2 separate regions of the Homo sapiens genome follow, and region 1 is linked to region 2. The links are chromatin loops, found by intact Hi-C in ENCODE. Cell type or tissue: CD14-positive monocyte. All regions are shown on one strand. Links, peaks and the distances in the headings refer to the core of each region. The heading gives the core; the rest is flanking DNA. Region 1 has its middle 21 kb from the start of LINC03002. Region 2 has its middle 56 kb from the start of SGK1.

Region 1 (5,384 bases), core at 282-5,281, 150 kb after region 2:
TGGCAGCTAAACTCTACCACTGTAGTGTGAAAGCAGCTGTAGATAATACTGAGACAAATTAGCCTGGCAGTGTTTCAATAAAACTTTATTTATAAAACCGGAGATTGATCCCTTACTATATAGCAATGAAAACAAACTAGAACTACCTGCAATAACATGGATGAATTTCACAAGCACACTACTGAGTGAGAGAAGCCACGTACAAAAGAATACATGCTGTGTGATTCCATTTATCTAAAATTTCAGAATTGGCAAACGTAAGCTATGATGTTAAAAGTCAAAATAGAGTGGTTATCTTGGTAGAGTGGTGCCTAGTAGGGGGCCCAGAGGGTGTCTTCTGGGCTGGATTGCTTTATTATTTAATGTGAGACTGTGTTCACTTTGTGAAAATTAATCTGTATATTTACAGGGCTTGCACATTTTTTCCTGATGTAAGGTTTACTTCAATGAAAAGGTTACCATAAAGAAATATAAATATTTCAGTGTCTCACTCTGTAGAATCCGAGTTGTTGGCCAGGGGTGTGGCTTGAGGATCTATCCTAAGCCTGCCTTGAAGAAGTAAAGTGAGCTGCCTAAGGTCACGTTATTGGCAGAGCTGAGACAGAGAGCAAGCTCTTACAGTGTTGGGCATGGAGTGAGTCAGCCCTGCATTGAGAGAGGACGCAGCATCTGCCCTTGAGAACGGACTGGGAAATGGCTAAAAGAAGTCAAGGTCACATTCCGGACTCCTACCTACAATCATATTTGCACTGTCACCTGGATATGCTCACTGACTTCTGCCACCTGGGCAGCACCCAGTTCAGAACTTTGCAGATTGCTGGAATTGCTGGGGAGCTGCCAGAGGGCTTTCAGAACTCAGCATGAGTGCAGTGAGTGCGGCAGCCAGCTCCCAAAGGGGATGGCCTCAGCATAGTTTCCAGCTCTCGGCTCTCTTAACAGGAAGGCGTTGCGGTGTCGCAGACACAATCTGAAGTGGGGGTTCAAACAGACACAACTTCACATACTGGTTTTGCAACTTGCTGGCAAATGAGTGAATTTTACTCAATCCCAATTTTTCTCATCTGTAAAACAGCCATAAAATCGACCCCCACTGCCTCTTCCTCACCCCTCCCACAGACAAAGGATTTTTTTTCTCTTTTTTTCTATTCAGTCTTCACTGAACTAACATTTGCACGCCAAGCACCATTAAGTATTTTGCAAAGATTGTCTCATCTAATTCTTGTCAGTAAAGAAGTTTCATTTATGATCCTCATTTTATAGTGAAGAAACTAGGAATCAGTTGACTTAAAAATGACCTGCCTAAAGTCACACAGGTAAGAGGTGGAACCAATTTCCCACTGAAGAAGTGTGCCTGGGAGCCTGAGCTCGTAACCACCGCTTGTGACGATGACAATGCCTGGCAGTCGTCATCCTGTCTGGCCCATGGATGAAATTTAATAGAAGTTAATTCTGCATTTCCTCTTTTCTTAAAGAGCTATGAATTGGAGCTGAGGCCTGGCAGTCAGAAAACCAGGATTCTAGTGGGCTGGTAAATCACTTCTATTTCCTTGCAGCATAATGAAAGCATGGGATCAGATCACTCTCCTTAAGCGTTTCTTCTGGGCTGAATGAATTTGTACTCTCTACAGGTCTGAATGCTTGCTCTAAACAGAAAATAAGTTAGTTGTTCCCTAAAATTTTATGAAAAATTTATATTCGTTTCCATCATCTGAGTTTGTTTTGATATTTAAAACATAGATATTATGTCCTACCTAAACCTCTCTCCATGCACTCACTCACACTCACCTCATCCCATCTCGCAGTCTTGTGTGTTCCTTTACTCCAGGCACACCTAATTCATGGCTGCACATTCCCAAGGGCACCCTAGAAGGGGCACTCTCTTGGTTTGAAAAGCAGAGGTGTCAGTAGGTTTCATCAGGTCTCTGTACCTACACAATTCTATTACTCTGTTAACCTATGTGATGTGGAGGTTTATGACATAGAAGTTCTCCCCAGACTCGACCATGAACTTCCCAAACTCATCCAGAACTGAACCACCTTAAAACACGCTCTTTTGATATCTTGCCAACTTGGCAGATAAGACCGGATTTTCTACAAATTAAAAAGTGGTGATGGTGATGTGTTTGTTGGTGATGATGCTGATAAAATATGACCACTTCTTTATACGAGATGATTTCTTATAAAGGCAAATGAAAATTTTGTATCACAGTTGGAAACCACTGGACCATCAAGTACACTTGAAGGGCAAGAAAGATAAATTTACAGACAAAACTAAGGATTGTTTTTATATTATGTATTTCTCTGTCATCTGCCCACACCTGAAACCCAATTAACATTCAAGGGAGAATGAGTTTTGTTCAAGCCATTTAGAAGAGTAAAAGGAAAAGTAAATTTTAATAAGCCAGTATTTTTCTCTTGACACAAAGATTAGCAGAATTTGGGAATAATGTTTAAAATAAGTGTTATAGGCTGGGTGCGGTGGCTCATGCCTGTAATCCCAGCACTTTGGGAGGTCAAGGTGGGCGGATCACCTCAGGTCAGGAGTTCGAGACAAGCCTGGCCAACATGGTGAAACCCTGTCTCTAATAAAAACATAGAAAATTAGCCGGGCATTGTGGTGGGCACCTGTGATCTCAGTTACTCAGGAGGCTGAGGCAGGAGAATTACTTGAACCTGGGAGGTGGAGGTTGCAGTGAGCCAAGATCACGCCATTGCACTCCAACCTGGGCAACAAGAGTGAAACTCCATCTCAAAATAATAATAATAAGAAGTTGTTATAATATATGGAATGTATATTGCAGCATTATATTTTAAAAACAAACCATTACAAAAACACTGTTAATTTTGGAAGGCACATTAGCCAGTAGGGTTGAAAGATTTAATGTTCCAGTAATAGGAGTTTGGAATTCCAAAACACAGAGAAATTGTCACTTTTATTGTTTTGCTTAGTCTGGTTTTATTTCAGGAAGTTAGGAGACACTGGGCCCGACAGCGCAGATGACAAGCCGTGATGCAAATGCTTCCTATCTATGAGACAGGAAATGCTCTCAGACCCTGCACGTAACTCCCTGCAAAGTTTGCTCTTTGTTTTTGGTACATCCATTTGCTTCTTTGTGCTTAATTCTATGTATTGTGTACAGATGAGACAAAGAGAAAGCTGCAGTTATAGGACAGTATATGCCTTCTAAAGAAATTGCTCTTACATTATCAAGGAACAAATGAAGAGGTTTACTGATTTATGAGGAGACATTTGGTATAAACTGAAGGACTTGCTACAGTAGCCATATAAAGGACCTCATAATGAAATTTTTCAGGTCACACACACACATACGCACGCATGTACGTATATGCACATATACAATTGTTTTTCAAGTGGTTTCAGATTTTTCAAATGCAGTCACTAAAGATCAATTCTAGCAATGAATACATTTTGAATTTGTACCCTCTGAGCTCTTACCATTTTGGTCATGCAGACCTTGAGAATTAAGAACCCAGAATATTTTTCTTCATAATTTTGACACTGATTCATCCTATTTTTTTTTTTTTTTTCAGGGAGGAAGGGGGTCACAGGGTCTCGCTCTGTCACCCAGGCTAGTGTGCAGTGATGTGCGATCATAGCTTGCTGTAACCTCAAACTCCTGGGCTCAAGTGACCCTCCCGCCTCAGCCTCTTGAGTAGCTGGGACCACAGGAACGGGCCACCACACCTGGCTAATTTTTTAAAATTTTTTGTAGAGACGGGGTCTCACTATGTTCCCCAGATTTGTCTTGAATTCCTGGTCTTAAGCAGTCCCCCTGCCTCGGCCTCCCAAAGTGCTAGGATTACAGCCAGGAACCACTGCACTGAACCATGATTCATCCTGTCTTTGAATCTGCCCACCTGGAAGTGTTGTGTAAATTTTTCCGTAAAGACTGGACTTGGCTTCATTCAGTTCGACTATCAGATTCTTCACAGTGCCTCAGAGGTATGCTCTTACTGCTGCAAAAAAAAGCTGGGGGAGGAAAGTATTTTAAAATTATTGAATGATCCTTGCTTAAACTTGCAAATTTACAGTGGCCAGGAGCCACTGTACCACAAAATCATGGTAAAAAATTTTCCTCCTACTAGTACTTTTAATGAATTTATTACAATATTATTTCAAGCCCAACTAGAGAACTGGAATAGAATGATACATTTCATCCTGTTTGCTATACAGCCGGTTTTTATTACAAAAATCTTGTTTTTACTTTAGTTTCATTTTTAAGGCAAATATTTGGCCCCTGGTTGAGGGAGTAGCGTGTCAGCCCTCAGCATTTGAAAAGGGAATTGCATGTTGGTGGGGCCGTGCTCCCTCCCAAGCCTGTGGGAGAGGAGCCTTGCTTGTCTCATCCACTTCTAGTAGCCCTGGGCATTCCTTGATTTCCAGCACAAAACTTCAGTCTCTGCCTCTTGTTTACATGGCCATCTTCTCTGCGTGTCTGTGTCTTCAGACAGTGTCCTCTCTGTGTGTTATTTTCTCTTCTAAGGGCAGCTGTCTTTTGGGATTAAGGATACACCTTATTCCTTGCGATCCCAACAATTACATTTGCAACAACCCTATTCCAAATAATGTCACATGCTGATGTATTGTGGATCAGAACATCAACATATCTTTTTGGGAGGCACAATTCAACTCATAAGACCTGCCAAGCACCACTCTAGGTGCCAGATTACAGAACAAATAAGACAGAGTTCATGCTCTGCAACTACAAGGAGGTTGACATGAAACAAACAAAAACCAAGAGTATCAGTTCATGATAAGTGCTATGTAGACGATTATAGGGCACCTTAAACTTAGATCGGGTGCTACAGAGACAATTATATAATAGGGCACCTACTCTGAAAAGATCACTCTAGGGTGACCTTTAAGCTGAGATCCCAAGAAAAGATGAAGGCAGTCATGCAGAAATAGGAAAAAGAAGATTCAAGGTTAAAGAAACTAAGGCCCCAGGAGGAAAACAACTGCCCCTATCCCATTGCTCACAGCAAAATCTGTCAGCAAGAAGGGCTTCCTTTTTTTCCATGAATTTATGTATGACCTCACATATGATCTGCTTAAGTTTGAGCTCCTGGTAGTTAACTTTCTGTAAAGTTATGGACAGATGGAACAGCAACCCAAGGAATAGAACTTTTCATGCTCTAAAAAAAAAAGTATTCATCTTTAGCTTGAAGGTGGCATATTGTTTTATGGACTGTGAGGCAATTTTTATAGTTTGGAAGCTATTTTCCAAATATAAACTGAAATATCATTGAAAGGAAGTGTAGAAAATAAATAGAGAAACTTAGTGACTAGCTAAGTCCTCCTCATATCGCCTTAAATGATATCAGATCTGGTTTGCAACTACTCATTCATGAAAGACATTAGT
Region 2 (5,384 bases), core at 150-5,149:
ATTTTTTAACTGATTGACAAGATATGGAATCTGGATCGTTAAAAAGGCTATTTGGCTGTGATGTGGAGCTGTGAGAAGTAAGCTCTAGAGTGAGATCCTGAGAGTTCTTTAATTTCACCAGTTGTATTAGTTCCCTAGGGCTGTTTTAACAAAGTGGCTGAAAATAACAGAAACGTATTCTCTTATGGTGCTGGAAGGCTGAAAGCCTGGTATCAAGGCGTTGGGCAGGGCCATGCTTCCTCTGACGGCTCTAGAGAGGAATCCACCCTGGTCTCCTCCAACAGCTTCTGGTGGCTCCCGACAACCCTTGGCACTCCTTGGCTCATAGCTACATCACTTCAGTCTTCACCTTTGTCTTCACAGGGCCTTCCTCCCTGTACATCTGTGTACCTTGGTGTGTCCTTTCTTCTTTTTCTAAGGACGCCGGTGAAATCGGATGTAGGGCCCACCCTAATCCAAGATGACTTCATCTTAACTAATTACTTCTGCAAAAACCCGTTTTCCAAATAAGGTTACATTCTAAGGTTCCAGGTAGACATGATATTTGGGGGCACACTATTCAACTCACAACACCATTTTAGCAAGATCCCAAGAGTACCATAGTGTCAAGCACTAAGGAGTCTGAACTTTACCAGTTTAGATGCCTACGTTCAGAGAGACATTGAGCGAAGTCTTTTTAGGGCAGGGAATACCTTGACAGCCTTGGCCTTCCCTAGGTTGGACCTGCTGTGCCTGTGGTGAGCCTTTAACACCCGACTGCCATAAGCCACATTCTGAAAGGCCGTACACCCACATATACTGTCTGGGTGCCTGAAGCTCTGCCTTCCATCTCTGCCCACTGGGCTATGATTGTAGCATTCCATTTTGCTCTTACTGGGGGAAGTATTCTTGTCCCTCTCTCCTGCACCCAAATGCCCAGCTGCTGGCTGGGACTCATGAGTAGAAGGTCAGTGTAGGCTTCAAAGCTAGTATTTCCATTTTTCCCATTCTACTACATCTGCCTCCCATGGCTTACTTTTGTTTTGTTTTAGAGACAGGGTCTTGCTCTGTCACTCAGGCTGGAGTGCAGAGGCATGATCATGGCTCACTGCAGCCTCGAACTCCTGGGCTCAAGGGATCATCCCACTTCAGCCTCCTGAGTAGCTGGGACTACAGGTGTATGCCATGATGCCCAGCTCCCATGGCTTACTTTTGGAACAATGTGTTTGTCAAATTAAGTACACAGGCCTGCAAGAACTGGGAAGGAGAACTCTTATCTTACTTAGTACCTCTCGACATGTACTTTTTGCTTTAGAGACAACTAAGTAGCCATATCAGAACAAGTGTCAGTTGAAGGATACCTTTAAGATATTCATTTACAAATGCTTTTCTGAATGCTTTGTGTATGATAGTTCCGTATCTCATTATTAATTCTTTTAAGCTTTTAGTGCAGGCAAAACTAACATGTTTAACATCAGTCCTCTTATTTTTTACTATAAATAGTTGCAAGAATTAAATGAAATAATATATTTAGAAGTCTTAACACATTCCACACAGCAGTCACTAGCTATTATTACCCTTCTAACTGTACATGCTGGCAGTTATCTGGCTCAAGGAGTTTTTAGTGGGATATGATATATTTTGCCTCTCAATTTTGAGTTTTAATGCTTTTTACCATCAAAGGATTGACATATCTTCCTGGAAAAGATAAAAAAGATCTTTGAAGATTTGTTTTCTTCAAAGTTATGACAACCACAGCAACGTGCCTCAGTGTAGATACTCTGGTTGCTAAGGACCGCATAGATCAGGGTAAAAAGTGGGCTGATGGTACCTGTCATTTTCTTTTCTTTTCTTTTTGTCACTTGGAGGGAAGAAGCAGCTTGGTAGATGCTTGGGCTTGTGTCTGAGGCATCACAGCAGCATTGTGAAAAAGAATCAGTCAGCATGATGGTATCTATCTTTTTGGACTGACTTCTGGACGGATCTGCCATTCTACCGCTGTACTTTGCTCTTCAGGGAAACATGGAAGCACATTCCCATGCTAAAGAAACTTCTATGTGATCAGTTCACTATGCAGAGCACTGGGAGTTTCCCTCCTCAACAGAGATTGCAGCACACAGCCTCTGCCTTGCTCAACACCACAAGATTCTGTGTCAATAATCAAGGACAAAATAGCTCTAAAATTAAATCTTATTTCCAGCCTAGAGAATTTTTAATCTAGATTTACAGACATCATAAAAAGTAATGATTACTATGTCAAGAAAGGTAATTTTCATGAAGGAAATGACTTCTAATCCAAATGGTTTATTTGTAGGATTAATGTCATATGAACCTGTTTTATACAAAGTTGTAGGGAGACAAAAAAAAGGGAAGAAATTAATTTCGAGCCTAAATATACCAGTAAATAAATAAGTTGACAAAAATGAGCTAATTTTAACTTCAAATCACTCACCCAATTCGTCTTGTACAATAACCTCAGAAACACAAATACACCATGTCCGGCTGCATATGAAAGTGGCAAGAGCTTGTCATTTCCATTTTTAAAAGGAGAAGCAAATGTGTCTAGCTTACTCAATTTTTTCCTAACTTCAACTTTCATGTTTATATAACCATCAGGGAGACGTGCTGACTCACAGTCAGCCTCTGGGGCAGCACTTCCCTTTTCTTTAGTTCTTGAAGAAACAAGTATGGTGCTCCCAGGAGAGTGGACAAGCTAACCATGTGAGTTTTTTATACACACAAGTAATATAATCGTGTACATTTATGTTAATTGACAAAAGTCTGAACAAGATAATCCCTAAACAATAAGAATGATTTTATTTTATTTATTTAATTTTTTTGAGATGGAGTCTCACTCTGTTACCCAAGCTGGCTTGATCTTGACTCACTGCAACCTCCATCTCCCAGGTTCAAGTGATTCTCCTGCCTCTGCCTCCCGAGTAGCTGGGACTACAGGCTCACACGCCACCACACCCAGCTAATTAAGAATTATTTTAAGCAAGAATTGCTTTTTAAAATGCTAAACAAAATGATAAAGTCCACAAGTTTTTAGGTTTGTAGGTGAAGTCTTAGCTGACTTCCCACCTCCAGCAGGTTGGAAACTGTTCTTGATGCTCCCATAATACTTAGGATTTACACGATCATTGCGACACTACAGCACTTAATAGTAGCCAGGAGATAGAAGGTTCCGTGTATGGGGTACTGAGTTTGCACTGCACTTCTTCTCACTCCAGGCCACAGACCCCCGGACTCTACTTCCTTCCTTAGAGTCAGGAACTAAGAGGAAAATATTCAGCTTGGTTTTCTGGAGTGAGAAATACAGGGTTGAGACTACGTCAAGACAGTTATGTAAATAATGTAGGTGAAAAACTGAAGAAGAGATGAGGAGCCACCACAGCTTCCCAATCGATTTATTTGCTTCCAACTTTTCCAACATTGCTGCTCAGTGAGCTTTCAAAAATGCCAGTCCAATTAATTCACTTTTCTGCTTAAAACCCTTCAGTGCATCCGAGGGGACTTGAGATAAAGACCAAAGCCCTCACCTGCCCTGGAGGCCTTGAGTGACATGGTCCTCCCCTCACCTGCCTGGGGAAACCACTCTTGCTCCTGAGGGCTCCAGACTTCACCTGCAGTTGCTCTCTTAGTTCATCGAAACAGATGGGCTTCTTCCTGCCTCAGGGCCATTGCTCCTGCTGTCCTCCTGCCTGAATCATCGCAGCAGACTGCCAGCCCTTCTGCTGTCTTTGGCTGCACACTTCTTTTCTTTGGCCAGCCAAGAGATGACTGAAGTTTGAATTTGAATGCCTTAAGGCCAGTAGACTTCCTCCAGTGGGCCTTCAGTTCTAATATTTCTTGTTGTCTTACCCCTGCCAGATGCACACATTTGTGTTACCTGCCTGATCTCTTAAAGGAATTTGAGTTTGCAATCTCTGGACTAATTAATGTCTACTGATCAACCAATAAAGCACAAATGCCACCTCCTCACAAAAACTTTCACAGCCCCACAAAAAATCCTGTACTTTCCCTTCATAGCACTTGTCACAACAACAATTAAATAACTAATTGTGTTATTACATGTCTAAAGTCTATATTCCCGGCCAGCATGGACATTCCAAAAGGGCAGGGACTCTTGTCTTTTTCACCACTATGTTCTTAGTGTTTACATATAGAAGGCACTCAATGATTGAATGGATGAATGATAAAGCTAAAGTATTCCAAAGCTTAGTGACATAAATAATTCTCTAAAAGCTTTAAATGAGAATTATAGGCAAACATTTTTCTGAGATTATTTGAGCCTAGTCCTTCCAGGAGACACTGAGATCCCACAACCCTGAGGATGATATATCACGGGAAGCTCATGACAGTGATTTCGTACTACTGTGCTAGGTCTAAAGGGCAGAAGGAATGGGGAAGCCAAGAGGGCTCCAGGCTCCATGCAACTAATGAAACCATAGCAGCTCTACTTGCTAGACTTTTATCATTATTCACTTTCTTTCTTTCTTCCTTTTTTTTTTTTGAGACAGAGTTTCACTCTTGTTGCCCATGCTGGAGTGCAATGGTGCAATCTCGGCTCATCGCAAACTCTGTCTCCCGGGTTCAAGCGATTCTCCTGCCTCAGCCTCCTGAGTAGCTAGGATTACAGGCATGTGCCACCACGCCAAGCTAATTTTGTATTTTTAGTAGAGATGGGGTTTCTCCATGTTGGTCAGGCTGGTCTCAAACTCCTGACCTCAGGTGATCTGCCCACCTCAGCCTCCCAAAGTGCTGGAATTACAGGCATGAACCACCGCGCCCAGCCTGTCATTATTCACTTTCTATCTTTTATGTAAATATAGTGAATTTCTGCATAGGATTTGTCTGAACAAACCTTATACCAAGGCTTTGACAGTGTCTATCTTATTGGTTATGGTATCCATGGCTCCTAGGATGGTGCCTGGCACTGAGTGTTGGTGTCTATGAATGGTAACCTACTTGTGGTAAAGATATTTACAAAGCTAGGATCAGATTTCTGTTGTGTTTCAGGATCAGGAAGTAGTGAAGCTGTCCTATTGCAGGTAACATTGGTAGCATTACCTATCACATATGATGAGGGTTTCTTCCATCCATTCAGTCCAATTGCAAAACCAAATCAAACAACTTCTTTTCCTTCCCAAATGATATTTAATTCAAGTCCTTCAAATGCATTTCGAAAGCTTCTCTTGTCCATGCTCCTTCTCTATGCTATGTTGTCTTCTCTGCCTGTAGTCACATCCAAAAGGCAATGAATTAATTATCTTCATAAGTATTTTTCTTTATTTCCAAACGTGATCAGAATGTGCCCAAAGAATTCTTCATTGCAATGTTTTTGAGGAAGTTTGACTTATTATTATTATTATTAGGCTTCATTTTATCTGAAGCAAATTAAA

Evidence for each region. Hi-C counts contacts between places; a loop is a spot of excess contacts. Peaks named below come from ENCODE experiments on the same cell type or tissue, not always from the same donor. Only the 100,000 strongest peaks of a DNase experiment are listed, where the experiment ranks them.
Region 1: it touches region 2 in a loop (2.2-fold over the local background); 2 of 110 quality-filtered maps call a loop at or near these places.

Annotation. Positions count from the first base shown.
Region 1 is chr6:134,516,630-134,522,013 of GRCh38, forward strand. No RefSeq gene overlaps it. Among named protein-coding and RNA genes, the nearest start is that of LINC03002, 21 kb to the right of the region's middle. In CD14-positive monocyte, for the core only: no CTCF peak of the experiment used is centred there; DNase peaks (open chromatin) are centred at 632, 1,402 and 3,012; H3K27ac peaks cover 3,141 bases.
Region 2 is chr6:134,371,015-134,376,398 of GRCh38, forward strand. No RefSeq gene overlaps it. Among named protein-coding and RNA genes, the nearest start is that of SGK1, 56 kb to the left of the region's middle. In CD14-positive monocyte, for the core only: no CTCF peak of the experiment used is centred there; DNase peaks (open chromatin) are centred at 2,087, 2,607, 3,687 and 4,387; H3K4me3 peaks cover 3,073 bases; H3K27ac peaks cover 4,708 bases.